Regions from separate parts of the Homo sapiens genome. Here region 1 is linked to region 2. Evidence: chromatin loops called from intact Hi-C (ENCODE). Cell type or tissue: PC-9. All regions are shown on one strand. Each heading gives the region's core, and the rest is flanking DNA. Links, peaks and the distances in the headings are about the cores only. Region 1 overlaps LOC105374235 (a long non-coding RNA gene). Region 2 overlaps LINC00578 (long intergenic non-protein coding RNA 578).

Region 1 (4,401 bases), core at 334-4,333, 880 kb after region 2:
CCCAGGTTCAAGCGATTGTCCTGCCTCAGCCTCCTGAGTAGCTGCGATTACAGGCACCCACCACCACGCCCGGCTAATTTTTGTACTTTTAGTAGAGATGGGGTTTCATTATGTTGGTCAGGCTGGTCTCGAACCCCTGATCTCGTGATCTGCCTGCCTTGGCTTCCCAAAGTGCTGGGATTACAGGTGTGAGCCACCACGCCCTGCCAAAAATACAGCATTTCTTATATTAAGAGAGTAGACTAGACTGATTCACTATAGCTATATTTTATGACATTATACCAATCAAACATTCAGAGTCTTAATTTCTCCAAGAAAAAAACTGTGATGCCTGGTCCAAACTTGAATAAGCACACGGAAACATAAAGACTCAGATTAGTTGCAAACATTAAAATCTTAGAACTCTTTTTATTTACTGCTATATATATATAAAATATATTAGTTTTACAAACATTTATAATTTTATGCTCAAGTATTGCTTTAGGCAAGGTGCCAGTTTATGGAATGCCTGCTGTCCCATGCTAAGGAGTTTGGTTTTATCTGATGGTGATGGGGAGCTACTGAAGACTTTCAAATATAAGATCAATATGTGGGTTATCATAAATAAAGTGTCAGGTGATGAACAGTAGTCCAAGAAGACTACCAGTGTATAGACAGAAGGAGAATAAAATGACACCAAAGAAAGGGGATTAGGAAGTTCAAGATAAATGATTTAATTGCCGTGGCAAGTGCAACGAAAAGTCCTATAAATCAAGGATTTAAAAATATCCATGGATTGGTCATTTAGAAGGTTATCGGTGACTCAGCAAGGCAAGGTTCAGAGGAGTGGTAAGGCCAAACATTAGACTGAAATAAACTGAAGAGTGAATTAGAAGAAATTATAGACTGTTCTTGTCAGAGATTTGGAGGAACAGAGCAGAGAGATCGAACAGTTGCTTAATCAAGACGCAAACACAGTATTTGTTTGTTTGTTTGTTTCTTTTCCCTTTTTGGGGTAAGAAATGTTCAAACATGTTTATTGGCTGAGGAGAATGAACGGGTGGGGAGGTGAGGGTGGATTGGCTGAGGAGAATGAACAGGGGTGGGGAGGTGAGAGTGGGGGAAAATGAAAGATATTAGTTGAAGAAGCAGAATATCTAATGGAGCAAATCTTGGCAGGAGTGAGAGGAGATGTGGCCTCAGACATGGTCAGGGTTTGGATTTAAACAAAAAGTGAGGCATCCTTTCTTCTGGTACTGAGAGGAAGGCAATGAATTTGATGGCAGATATAAACTAGCTTGTGGAGTTACATGTAAGAAAGATTTGGAGGATATTATAGCTATGACCTTGGTTTTCTAGATGAAAGAGGCAAGGTAATTAGCTAAGCATGAAAAGGTAGGGGTTGAATATGGATTTTAATAGACCAGTGATTTTTTATAAAGTGTAGATACCCCAAATGTAGAGACAGGTATTTCCTTTCTTTATTTTCCTATCACTGTCATTTAAGCATGATAGAAGCACTTCTAGAATCTGCATATAAATATTTGTTCCCACTCTATCTGATACTTCATGATGGCTTTCTTTTGTTTTGCATTTTTCTTGTATTATTTCCAACATTCTACTGGTTATATATTGTTGTTCCCCAGATTAGATAACTTTGAAGAAATATTTTGTGCCCCTAATTCATCTACCAACCTCAATCATTGTTTAATTCTCCCTGGACTTTCTGTTTTGGATTATCTTCATTTTACAAGTACTTTTCTGTGGTTAGAGATTTCTTTTTTTCTGTTTTATGTGAGATTTGTTTTAAGGACTTTGTTTTTAAGATCTTATCATGGAAGAAAAAAGATTTTCATTTTTAACGTTATACTGGCCTCTAGAGTAGAAAATGTTGAATATCACCAACAAAGGAAAACAGCATGATAACTGGCATGGAAAAGATTTGTTTTTAAAACTCCATTCATTCTCATTAGGGGAGTACTCATTTAGAGGAGCATTCTTTTACTTGAATACATAATTAAAATAAATAATTGTATTTTCATATACGGCATCACGGGAAAAAATGTGAAGAGACTATATAGTCTTAGCCACAGTATAATATTTTTGGAACAAGATGGGCTGAGAAGGCATAACATTCTATTTCACATTTACATCATGATCTTTCTCTAAAGGAAGTCAAGGTCTTAAATAAAACACAGAAGAAAAATTGTCCAATTTTTTTTTAGACATATCAAGAAAGGTAGAAAGGTGGGGAGTTATGAAGGTCAAAAGGCATCAAGATTGAATAAGAAAGAGAGTCAGGGAGTGACAAATTAGATAGGAGAACATTTTTTTGCCACCATTCCTCCCTATTCCACAGCTTATTAGTAAACAATTAAAGATCCAGAAGGCTGTCTATAATTTGCAACTTGAATTTCCTGAATTCCAGTTCAGCATCTTCATTGCATAATATAGCTTCTCCTACTAGGAAGATAAGTGATAGAAGAACCACCAAGTTTCTCACTGACCATGAGTGGTGGTCCTAATCACAAGGAAAAGGGACACCAGACATGGAACTTGAGCTTCATGGTGCTCTGTGAAAACATCACTTTAAGGTACTAGCACCAGTCACAAGCTTTCTGAATTCAGCTGCCAGATAAAGACCCCTTTCCTAGAAAGCCACCAGGTCATAAAGAGATTATAGAAGTGTCTGATAGAGTACTTCTATACCAGATGCCTCTGGAATAGAGCAGAAAATTCCAAGTATATTTAGCTGACAGGGTCAGAACATGTCATCTTAGTATACCAAGCACGTTCACATACTCTTCTAATTTAGGTTTCTCAACCATCCAGGAAAAAAAGCATAGATATCCCTTTTTTTTAAACAAATAAATGTTCAGGGGAGTTAAATAATATAGGCTTCACACTGATGTGAAATAGCAAAACTGGCATCTGAACTCATGTTGTCTCATTTTAAGCCCTATTTCCCACCCTTCCTTCAGCACTGAGTATTCCTCATTGACTTCACCTCTTCACTACTTGGGCAAGGCTTATGATTAATGATGGTTTGTATGGTAGGAAGTTTTTCTTTCATAAACAACTTTCATATTTACTGGGTTTGAAACTAGCCTTTAGAAGAACTCCTAAACCACTGGGTTATAAATTGGTCTTGATGAGATAAAGGAATGATTACCAGTATTAAGTCATTTCCCATAGGTATACCCCAAGGCTGTTCCAGAAGCTTGGCAGTAGGCAGCTAACCTTTGAAAATGATGTCAGACTCAAAATGAGGCGTAATTTTGAAGTATATTTCACTTAAATAGAACCCTAGACTGAGCGTCCTCTTTCTGTCTCTCCAACCATAAAATGCCATGCCATTCATATCCATGCACCGAGGTTGTTGTCTATCATACATACATGTATATTTTGGAATCATTTATTTGCATCTTCAGATTAGGCAGCTATGGATGCAGGACCATATCAGGCATGACCAGAAGTGGGTGATGTGTTTATTTTGACTCTCCATTTATACTTTCTATCCTTTTCTTTCATATTAATACCACCTAAGTTCTTAATAATAAACAATGCATTCTAATCTTGACCTCCAAAAGATAATCTCACAGAAGTTTCAATTTACAGTAAAATGTAAATGGCAGACAAAAACATCAGCTTCTACTCACTCCAGAAGAATATATATTTTACAAGTATCAAGTCTTTTACACAAAATAGGAAAAAATCCATCGTAGTGATTGTGGATTTTCCTACAAAGATGACAAATCTTATTGCCATCTTCTACAATGTAGCCTCTTTCCCATTATCCCAACAAGGAGCAAAAACTCTATTCCCAAAAAAATGTCCAGAAGGAGAAAAAGTTTGTTTACTAAACTAAGAGTTAGAAGGAAGAGAAAGATAAGAAACCTCCATTCATCCCCTATGACTTTAGGAAAAAAAGAGAGCAACTTCATGTGTATTGAGTTTCCATTACATATTATTCACTATAATAACTCTCTTTTATGTACTATCTGATTTATTTCATATCACTCAAGAGTTTCTTAAAACTCATGATAGAGGTAATTCATTACCACTGTAATTTTTAAGAAACACGCAGTTTTGAATGTCAGAGTTGAAAGTGGAACTCAAGATTTTTAAGCCAACTGCATTTTCACCAGCGCCACCTGTATATGAACTAGTAGGTATTTCTGTTGATACTCTTGGATCTAAAAAACTTTCTCAGCACTACCTCCCAGTGTACTGTCTCTAGATTCAAACTGCGTGGGCTCAATCTCAGCTATACCATTAACTAGCAGTGTGACTGTAGTCCAGCTATTTAACTCTGCTGAGCTCAATTTCCTTATTTGCCAGAAAGATATGATAATAGTACCTACATTGTTAGGATTATTGTGAAGATTAATTGAACTAAACTACATGAAATGCCTAGCACAG
Region 2 (4,401 bases), core at 268-4,267:
GTACCATGTGCACTACCCTAAATGGGTTTTGCAAAGACTCTCTGAAGAGTCCTTATTACCCCCATTTTACAGGTGAGGTTTGGAGAAGTTAAAACATTTGCTACTACATCATACAGCTCACGTATAAACCTAGGTTTGTTGGACAACAAAATCATCCTCTTTGTGACCAAATAATAGCAATAGCATTATTGCTATTATTATTATCTTCTAGGAATAATCCATTTAAAAATCAGACAAACAAGTGTTTTCCCTGACATTAGATCACCAGCTAAGTCAGTAGTGGAGGAACTGACGGACTTGGGAAACCTAATATCAATTCCAGACCTAATACACAGTTTAAAAATATTGAGAATCAGGCAGCAACCTTTATTCGGTCATTTGGATAAAAGTACTGTTATTTTATAATAAAATGTTTCTGTGCTTTTTTTATATCAGAAATATGCTTAATTATTTGGTCATTTCTGACTACCAGATGACATAGTGGCTCCTCAGCTGGTTAAGACTGATTTTCTCAAGTTTATAGCACTAGGGCTTAATTAATTTGCACATTCTGTACAGAATTTGGAGAAGAAAATTCTTAAAAGTTAATGGGCTAGTTTTATATTTAGTCAATATATCTTTAGTACAACTCTGGGCAACAACATTTCATGTTGTATAGCTTAGTGCAATAATAATAGTAAAAGAGAAGTTGTTGATGGCTATAACTAAGGTTTACATTCTGGCTTAAAGCTTTTGCTTTCTGTTTCTTTATATTAAGTCTGTTGTTAATGGATGGGAAGGATTTTGCAGGCCTGGATGAGGTTGGATGTTCAAGTAAGGACACCGGCAAAGCAGGTGACTAGAATCTGATTGAGAAGTTTGGTATTGGAGTCAGTCCTGAGTTCAGATTCTGAGTTTGCCACTTTTTAAAGCTATTTAACCTTTAACAATGTAACCCATCTGTGCTACAGTTTCCACATCTGTAAAATGGGAATCATAATACCTACATGATAAGATTGTGGCAAAAATTGAATGTCTCAGCTTGGCCCAAAGCAAGAGGGCAGTGAACGGTAGCCACTATCAGGAGGTGCTCATGTAAAAGACTTGGAATCTGGCTCCTCAAAGTGAGGACCTGCCCTGACCTGCTCCAGCTCCCGGAAAGGCAGAAAAGCCTGGCAAAGAGCCCACTGTTGTTCTTAGGCAGGCCTCCTCCCCTGCTTTGCACTGAGCTCATCACTCGGGCTGTACTCACCTGGGTCACAAGGAAATATGTAGATGGTAAGTCCCAGAGTCAAGTACAGGTATTTTCCATTTTCATAGCAACTTGTATTCTATTGGGTACACAGTGGTTGTGTGGTAAATATGTATTGATTTTATGTATAATGTGCAGGGCAGAGCTTCTTTCCCCTGGCTATGAGTTGAGAATGGTAATAGGTAGATGAGTCTGCATAATAAAAAATATGGGGCACGTGGAGAGGAAAAAAAGGAATGAGTCTTCCTAAGAGTGAGTATGAGAAATAAGATTTTCCTACAAACCCAACACTGTTATAAAAAGAACAAAAGTCAACCCAGTAAACATCTTATTACCTTAATGAACACTAATTTGATACTTGTGGAAATGCGCTTCAGATTGAGCTGTAGTGTACCGTGAGCCTCTTCAAGAGAACTATTCAAGAGAACTGTGCCGTTTTTGAGGCATTTTTATAGTAAAGCTGGGTTAATTGTGCATCATTTTTATTCATTTCTTTCTACTTGGCAACACCCAACTAAGATAATTTGAGTTAGTGGATGCAGGATATTGAGAACTTCTGAAGCTAGTTTTCTTTAAACTACTAAAAAAATTTATATTCACATAGTTTGGGGTCCTTCTGTCAAAAATGGACAGAGCCTAAAGCGTATTACTTTAACACACTACGTGTACAAGCAAAGCTACAAACACCTATGGAGTAAAGCTGGTCAACTGGGCTGAGGCCAGTCCATTTTTCAAGCTTTTATAAAGATTACTTCAGGTGACAATTTTTACTGAAAACTTGTTTTGTTTTGGTTAACAGTAGTGATAGATTTGTAGATAAACTGAAATTCAAATGCTTATTCATGCTTCAATAAAACCCCTTGATAGGTTACGAGTTTCTTCTTGAGAATAGATTTCCTTACTGTGAACTACTGAGTATTTCCTGTTTTAGGTCAGATTGTAACTACCGCGAAATGATCTATTAGAAAAATTTGGGTCCTTCTAGTGCCAGAGGAAAGAAATGCACAATTAAATACACTCAGATACAAAAAGCAACTGAAAGACAAAGGAGAAGAGAATAGAGAAGAGCCTTATGGTCCTGACATTTTATTTTTGAAGTGTAAGAAAATGACATTTGAGATTTTAATGTGGTTTTGTCTGAGCTCAATCTAAGATTTTACTTATTTCTACGTAACACGTCATCATTAGTTTCAGCTGACCTCATTGCCACATGCATAGCTGAGGGCTTGTGGAAAGAAATCACAGGGATTTCCAGAAAAGGTGACCTCACCACAGAAGCACAGGAGCAAGGAGACCGAGGAAGGCTTCAGGGCTGAGAAGTGAAGTTAATGGGATGAATTCCTGTAGAAAGCTGCAATGTGCTGTAAACAGGGCCAGACTTGCAGTGGCACCCAAGCAATGAACAAAGGCAAATGGGTTGGGAGACTGTGGTTGAGCCCTTTCCTCAGGCAAATCTCCTTTCTCAAGGCCTCAGTTTCCTTTTGACTCAATGTGGCAGTTGGACATAGCTGGATGTCTAAGTTTTCTTTCTCAATGCTGTGGTTCTGGGTGACCAGGTCAAGAGCAGACTCTATTTCTGTTACGCAAGATCAGAGCTCAGGGCCCTGCACCGTCACCTGCTGTGGCTATGAACCCTGTGTCTGCAAAGAAAAGAGATGGGTGGGGAAATTGCATAACTATGAGCAAAATTGCAGGTCAGGTCTCACCCCTGTTCAGGAAATGGAAGGGTTTCCTTTTATCTTCTTGCATAATGGTATTAGCTAAAGATGAATTTATTATAAATAATAAAACAGTCAACATCTATTGAGTGGTTATGATGGGCCAAGTGTGACACTAAGGATTTTTCATGCACTGTCTCATTTACTTCTCACAATAACCCTTTGAAGGAAGTGCTAGCATCATTCTCATTTTTATATACAGATAAAATTGGAGGCCCAGAGACAGAGAATAACCAGCCTCAGTTTCCTAGACCAATAATGGCAGAACTTGTATTCAGACCCAGTTTGACTGCAGAGCCTGGGCTATTTATTGATTTATTTTGAAGTAAGGGTTGCACTCTGTCACTGAGGTTGGAGTGCAGTGGCACCATCATGGCTCAGTGCAGCCCTGACCTCCTGGGCTCAAATGATCGTCCAGTCTCAACCTCCCATGTAGCTGGGGCCACAGACATGTGCCACCAAGCCAGGCTAATTTTTGTATTTTTTGTAGAGATGGGGTTTCGCTATGTTGCTTGGTCTCAAACTCCTGGTTTCAAGCGATCCTCCTGCCTTGGCCTCCCAAAGTGCCGAGATTACAGGTGTGAGCCACTGCGCCTGGCCTGTACCATCTTTTAAAGTCTCATGGCCCAACAGGATGCAAGTTAAATACATATTGATACAATCACCTGGTGCAATTTTATTTTTGGAAAAACAACGGATGCTTACAGGCAAATAGAAATGTTCACTGGGGTCAGGCATGGTGGCTCACGCCTGTAATGCCAGCACTTTGGGAGGCCGAGGCAGATGGATCACCCGAGGTCAGGAGTTTGAGACCAGCCTGGCCAACACGGTGAAACCCCATCTCTACCAAAAATACAAAAATTAGCCAGGAATGGTGGTGCGTGCCTGTAATCCCAGCTTCTCGGGAGGCTGAGGCAGGAGAATTGCTTGAACCTGGGAGGCGGAGGTTGCAGTGAGCCAAGATCACACCATTGCATTCCAGCCTGGGTGACAGAGCAAAACTCCATCTCAAAAAACAAAACAAAACAAAAACAAAACAAAACAAAACAAGAAATATTCATCGGATGGCAGGATTATGGGTGGTAACTCTTTTTTCTCTTCCTTGGTGTTCCGTTAATGCTGTCTGTGTAATGAGAAACAAAATAATAATTTTAAAAACCCAAGGAAATAGATTTCTTCTTTGATGTACTCCTTGTAAGAATTTGGCTTCCAGTAAGCCACGTTCTTCTGAGGAAGGGCAGAGAACTTTGAGTTACGTGTAGCAGACGCTTATTTTGCCGAGGCTTTATGTCAGAGATGGGCTAATTCATGTTTCTCAACAGCCCCGGTGTGCCAGGCTTTGTATGTATAAGAAAAGGGGATGCAGTGTTTGGATTACTCTGCCTCGGTTACTCCTTGTGTAAGCAGTATGGATATTTCTGACTGTCCTTTTGATTCTAGTTGAAGCTGCTT

Evidence for each region. Peaks named below come from ENCODE experiments on the same cell type or tissue, not always from the same donor. Only the 100,000 strongest peaks of a DNase experiment are listed, where the experiment ranks them.
Region 1: a loop joins it to region 2, with 13 times the contacts of the local background. A loop is called at or near these places in 2 of 110 quality-filtered maps.

What each region holds. Positions count from the first base shown.
Region 1 is chr3:178,323,749-178,328,149 of GRCh38, forward strand. The region is part of intron 2 of LOC105374235 (a long non-coding RNA gene); the gene reads right to left. Among named protein-coding and RNA genes, the nearest start is that of LINC01014, 93 kb to the right of the region's middle. In PC-9, for the core only: CTCF peaks have their summits at 1,852 and 2,051; no DNase peak of the experiment used is centred there.
Region 2 is chr3:177,447,005-177,451,405 of GRCh38, forward strand. The region is part of intron 1 of LINC00578 (long intergenic non-protein coding RNA 578); the gene reads left to right. Among named protein-coding and RNA genes, the nearest start is that of LINC00578, 7.3 kb to the left of the region's middle. In PC-9, for the core only: no CTCF peak of the experiment used is centred there; DNase peaks (open chromatin) are centred at 1,187 and 2,707; H3K4me3 peaks cover 1,609 bases; H3K27ac peaks cover 3,269 bases.